Linked DNA regions of Homo sapiens: region 2 is linked to region 1. A link is an interaction called in ENCODE POLR2A ChIA-PET data of the cell type or tissue named here. Cell type or tissue: OCI-LY7. All regions are shown on one strand. Links, peaks and the distances in the headings refer to the core of each region. The heading gives the core; the rest is flanking DNA.

What was found. Peaks named below come from ENCODE experiments on the same cell type or tissue, not always from the same donor. Only the 100,000 strongest peaks of a DNase experiment are listed, where the experiment ranks them.
Region 2: POLR2A ChIA-PET joins it to region 1 with 6 read pairs; 2 of 35 experiments call an interaction of 5 or more read pairs at or near these places.

The regions. Positions count from the first base shown.
Region 1 is chr6:156,619,709-156,622,528 of GRCh38, reverse strand. No RefSeq gene overlaps it. Among named protein-coding and RNA genes, the nearest start is that of ARID1B, 160 kb to the left of the region's middle. In OCI-LY7, for the core only: no CTCF peak of the experiment used is centred there; no DNase peak of the experiment used is centred there.
Region 2 is chr6:156,911,129-156,913,948 of GRCh38, reverse strand. The region is part of intron 3 of ARID1B (AT-rich interaction domain 1B); the gene reads right to left. Among named protein-coding and RNA genes, the nearest start is that of MIR4466, 130 kb to the right of the region's middle. RefSeq lists an enhancer at 1-451. In OCI-LY7, for the core only: no CTCF peak of the experiment used is centred there; a DNase peak (open chromatin) is centred at 1,318.

The DNA of each region.
Region 1 (2,820 bases), core at 69-2,568:
AGACTGATGACTTCCCTTTCAGCTCTCCACCCTCCTCCCAGCTCTGGTTGATACTCTTCAATTACTGCAAAGGATGCCTCTCTTCTCTACTAAAATCTGAGTATCTTGAGGGCAAGGATCATCTATTACTCACAGATATCCATGATGGTTCTAGATTCAGCAATCTGCACAGAGTGGCACTGAATTCCTAGTCATTAAACACACACAGGACAAATAGCAGCTAGATACCGAAATCTGAGTGAACTGGATAGGATCTGGGCATCCTGTCTTGCTTATCACACTCCACCTTCCTGCTCGGAGTCCAGCCCAGGTACCTGGGCTTATGCTGGTGCCCTAGGCTGGCCTCCCTCTTCTTTGCCACCTCCAAGCCCCCTGTTTAGCCATCTCTCCCACTATTCTCTCACCATTCTGGACTGATCAGAGTCCCCAGGTGTGTGCCACCATGCCTGGCTAATTAAATTTTTTTTTTAAATTTTTTATTTTATTTTTTTTGGAGACAGGGTTTTACTATGTTGCCCAAACTGGTCTTGAACTCCTGGGCTCAAGCGATCCTTATACAGAACTTATAACTGGCCCAGCCTTGTTCTATGTACTTCACATAAATCAGTTCATTGAATCCTCACAACCTAATGGCATAGATATTACTGGCTTTTTATAGATGGAAAAACTGAAGATCAGACTGGCTAATGTCTTGTCCAAAGTCACACACAACCAGTAAGTGGCAAAGCTGGGACGGAAACCCAGTCCGGCTCCAGGTCTGTGCGTTGATTCACTCCTGCCATGGGCAAGGAGGGCATAGATGCTAAACTCTGAAAGCTCAACCAAAGTCAAGATTCACTGAAAATTTGCTGAGTGTCAAGGAGGGTGCTAAGTATTTTACATACATTTGTTACTTTTTCTGTATTTCAAATTTCTCATTTTGCAAAATTTAAGACACACAAAAGTTGCAATAATAGTATAAAATATTCCTGTGTATTCTTCACAGACTTACCAAATGCTAACATTTTACTACACTTCTCTCTCATTCTCTCTTTCTCTCTCCATATGTATATATGTTGTGTGTGTGTTACATACACACACAACATATATATATGAAACATTTGAGAATAAGTTGCAGACATGATGCTCCTTTACCTCTAAATACTTCAGTGTGTATTTCCTAAAACAAGGTCATTTTTTTCCATGACCAGTACAATAACCCAAATCAGAAAACTAACATTGATACAAGAGTATTTGCTGTGCTAAAGATCTCAGAGTTTTCCAGTTGCCCCACTAATGTCTCTTTTTGATCCGTGATTGAATCCAAGATCACACCTTGTATCTAGTTGTCATGCATCTTTAGCCTCCTTTAATTTGCAACAGTTCCTTGTTCTTTTTTTGTTTTTTTTTTTTTGAGACAGAGTCTTGCTCTGTTGCCCAGGCTACAGTGCAGCAGCATGATCTTGGCTCACTGCAACTTCCACCTTTTGGGTTCAAGTGATTCTCATGCCTTAGTCTCCCAAGTAGCTGGGACTACAGGTGTGAGCCACCATGACCAGCTAGTTTTTGTATTTTAGTAGAGACGGTGTTTTGCCAAGTTGCCCAGGCCAGTCTCAAACTCCTGGCCTCAAGTGATCCACCTGCCTTGGCCTCCCAAAGTGCTGGGATTACAGGCGTGAGCTGCAGCACCTGGCCTGTTTCTCATTCTTTGTCTTTCATGACTGTATTAGTTTTCTATTGCTGCTGTAACAATTTACCATAAAATTAGTGTCTTTAACAACAAAAGTTTATTACCTTACAGTTGTGTCGGTCAGAAGTCCAAGATGGTATCCCTGGGCTTAAAAAAAAAAGGTGTGGGGAGGGCAGAATTCCCTTCTGGAGGCTCTAGGGGGTGGGGAATCTGTTTCCTTGCCTTTTCCAGCTTCTAGATGTCACCTGCATTCCTTGACGTGTGGCCCATTTCTCCATCTGCAGAGCTATCAATGGCTAGTTGAGTTCCTCTCATGTTGTTACGTCTGTCTGACCTCTGACCACCGCTGGGAAAGCCCCTTTAAGGCCTCATGTGATTAGATTGGGTCTGCCTAGCTCATCCAGGGTAATCAGTACATCTATAAGAATGCTTTTGCCATGCATGCTAACTTCTCCACAAGTTCCAGGTACTATTGGGGTCATTATTCTCTCTGCTGCTGTAACTTTGACATTTTTGAAGAAGACAGGCGAGTTATGTTGTGCACTCTTTCTTGATCTGAGTTTATCTTGTGTTTCCACATGCTTCGATTCAGGGATGCTGTTATGGTTTGGCTGTGTCCCCACCCAAAGCTCCTCTTGAATTGTAGCTCCCCCACTGTCCACATGTTGTGGGAGGGACCCAGTGGGAGGTAATTGAATCATGGGGGTGGGTCTTTCCTGTGCTGTTCTCATGATAGTGAATAAGTCTTATGAGATCTGATGATTCTATAAGGTGGAGTTTCACTGCACAAGTTCTCTTCCCTTGTCTGCCACCATGTGAGATGTACCTTTCACCTTTTGCCGTGATTGTGAGGCCTCCCCAGCCATGTGGAACTGTGAGTACATTAAACCTCTTTCTTTTGTAAATTGCCCAGTCTTGGCTATGTCTTTATCAGCAGTGTGAAAATGGACTAATCCAGATGCAATGTTGGCAGGTGGTTCTGCTGCTGTGTTCTCAATCCTGTGTGTCAGGAGGAGTGTGCTACGCCTCTGTCCATTAGTGTGGGTGTCATTAATTTTGATCCCTTGACTAGGGTGATGTCTGGCCATTTCCTTCTCTGTAACGTTAGTATTTTTCACTTTGTAATTAATTGGTATCTCTTGAAGAGATTC
Region 2 (2,820 bases), core at 86-2,585, 290 kb before region 1:
GGTCGTTGGGGAGTGGAGAGTGGAATGGGATCACCGGGGGCTGGGATGGGCTGGTTGCTGGGAAGTGAAGAGTGGGATGGTGGCTCATGGGCTGGGGTTGGCTGGTTGTTGGGAAGTGGAGAGTGGGATGGTGGTTCACGGGCTGGGATGGACTGGTTGTTGGGGAGTGGAGAGTGGAATGGGGGTACCATGGGCTGGCATGGGCTGGGAGTTGGGAAGTGGATAGTAGGATGGTGGCTCACGGGCTGGGGCGGGCTGGTTGTTGGAAAGTAGAGAGTGGGATGGGGGCACCACGGGCTGGGGTGGGCTGGAAGTTGGGAAGATGTCGATCAAAGATACAAAATTTCAGTTAGATGGGAAGAATAAGTTCAAGAGATCTGTTGTACAACATGGTGACTGTAGTTAATAATATATTGTATTCTTGAAAAATGTTGCCAGGTGAGGTGGCTCATGCCTGTAATCCTAGAACTTTGGGAGGCTGAGGCAGGCAGATCACAAGGTCAGGAGTTCAAGACCAGCCTGGCCAATATGGTGAAACCCTGTCTCTACTAAAAATATAAAAAAATTTGCCAGGCATGGTGGCGCGTGCCTGTAGTTCTAGCTACTCAAGAGGCTGAGGCAGGAGAATTGCTTGAACCCGGGAGGCAGAGGTTGCAGTGAGCCCAGATCGCGCCACTGCACTCCAGCCTGAGTGACAGGGCGATACTCTGTCTCAAAAAAAAAAAAAAAAAGAAAAAGAAAAATGTTGAGTGGATGTAAAGCGTTCCTACCACGAAAATGGTAACTATGTGAGGTAATGTATATGTTAATTAGCTAGATGTACTCACTCTACAATGTAGTATATATACTTCAAAACATCACATTGTACACAGTAAATACATACAATTTTACCTCTCAATTTACAAAGCAAGTGAAAAAAAAAAAAAAGAAAGTATGAAAAGAGCCATTTCAATAGAATAGTTGAAATAAAAGCCTAGACAGAGTAAATTCAAGGGATACCAGCAAATGGGGAATACAAGAAAAGAGAAAAACAGGCTTGTGGTTTCGGTCAAGAAAGGCGTTTTTGTTTTGTTTTGTTTGGGGTGGGAGAAATGATGGCATGTTTAAATGCCAATGGGAAGGACAGAGAAATGGATGGTGTGGGGAAAAACCAAGAACTTGAGTGGACCAAGGGCACAGAGCAGCCTTCCAGAGGAACAAGGAGATTTCTGGCAGAGTGTGTACATCACAGAAGGCAGACATGATATGCAGACACAGGCTGGCTGGTACCTCTAAGTTCTCCTGATTGCTTGTGTTGATTTCTTCAATGAAACAGGAAGCAGCCTCACTAGCTCAGAGTGAGGGGCAGGGCTTAAGCCTTTTGGGTTTGAAGACAGAGGGAGATCTGAAATAGCCTTAGGGAAATGCAAAGCTACAAGGCAAGGATGATCTAACATCAGTGGTCACCAACTCAAATAAATAGCAGGGTCTTCCCTCCCTCTTTCCCCATCCCACTCACCTGGAGTGGGCACAAAAGTGGATTTCATCAGGCTTGCATAAATAGGTTTAATAAGATGGGGCTGGTGAGTATTTAAGAGTACATGCAGGAGCGTGAGGGCGAGTATAATGATGGGCTTGGAATTTTAGTTGGGTAAGGAAGAAAGGGATGACAGGAGGGGCATAAGAAACAGTTAAACAAAAAAAAAAAAAAAAAAGAGGTTTGATTCACTGTTTCATTTAGTTTGAAGAACTGAGCCAGCATTTTAGATATTTTGATCAATAGAGACATTGAGAGCACCTAGTCTGCCACCGGAATGGGTAATTCCTTACATTGTATAATGGGTAACGTGGAATCCTTTACACAACATTTAAGAATATTATATATGCATTACATGTTTATGTAGATAATTTAGAAAATACAAATAAAGCAAAAGAAAAGAAATCTTTACTTTCTTACCAGTTTTTACTATGTATTTGTATTTTATTTACAAATTTATAACATTTCCAGACTTTGGGGTAACTTACCTTTTCTAACAACTCTGTGAGCATGTTATTTAAAGTGGTCTTCTATACTTTCATTTCTATAATTACTGTTGTGTGGTCATTGATCCCATGGATTCTATGCCTGCTCGTGGTTTTGAGCTGTTCATCCCACACATCTGTAGCAGCCTCGTTTGCACCTGTGGAGTCCATGGCTCCCACAGACCCAGGCACAAGCCTCTGACTCTCTCACAAGCCTTCTAATGGAGAAGTGCCTGAGCATTTACTTAAGAGAAACACAAATGTGTTATAGGCAGCTTTCTGTCCTTTCCTACCTCTTTCCATTACATTCAGGGAATCATACTCATGTTTGAAATTTTATACATAGGGAACTCACTTTACATATGAATTTCAGGAAAATTAAGGACATATATAACACATGTAGTGACAAAATTTCAACGGAGTAGTTAGTTGTCACAAGGACACAGAAATGCATTTAAACAGTGGCTATAGGGTAGGAATGCTAGATTATCCTGCAATGTGTAAGAGTGACTGATGGAAAAGATCACCATGCCACAGCCGACACTACTTTCAAAAGTGCCAAAGTTTGGGTATATTTAAAAACAAAGCAAAAAAAAAAAAAAAAAAAAACTAATTATTTAGCTGAGTCTAGAACCCAACTCCATTTTGCAAGGAAGAACAAGGTGTTCTTAAAATCATCTTATGACATAATAAATTTTCCAGAAACAAAACCATCACGTATATTGAGGGAAGATTATACTTTGTTTTGCTCAGAACTTTGCCAACAGTTGCTCATCATTTCAAAAGATGACATCACCACTGACAACCCTGCTGGAGACA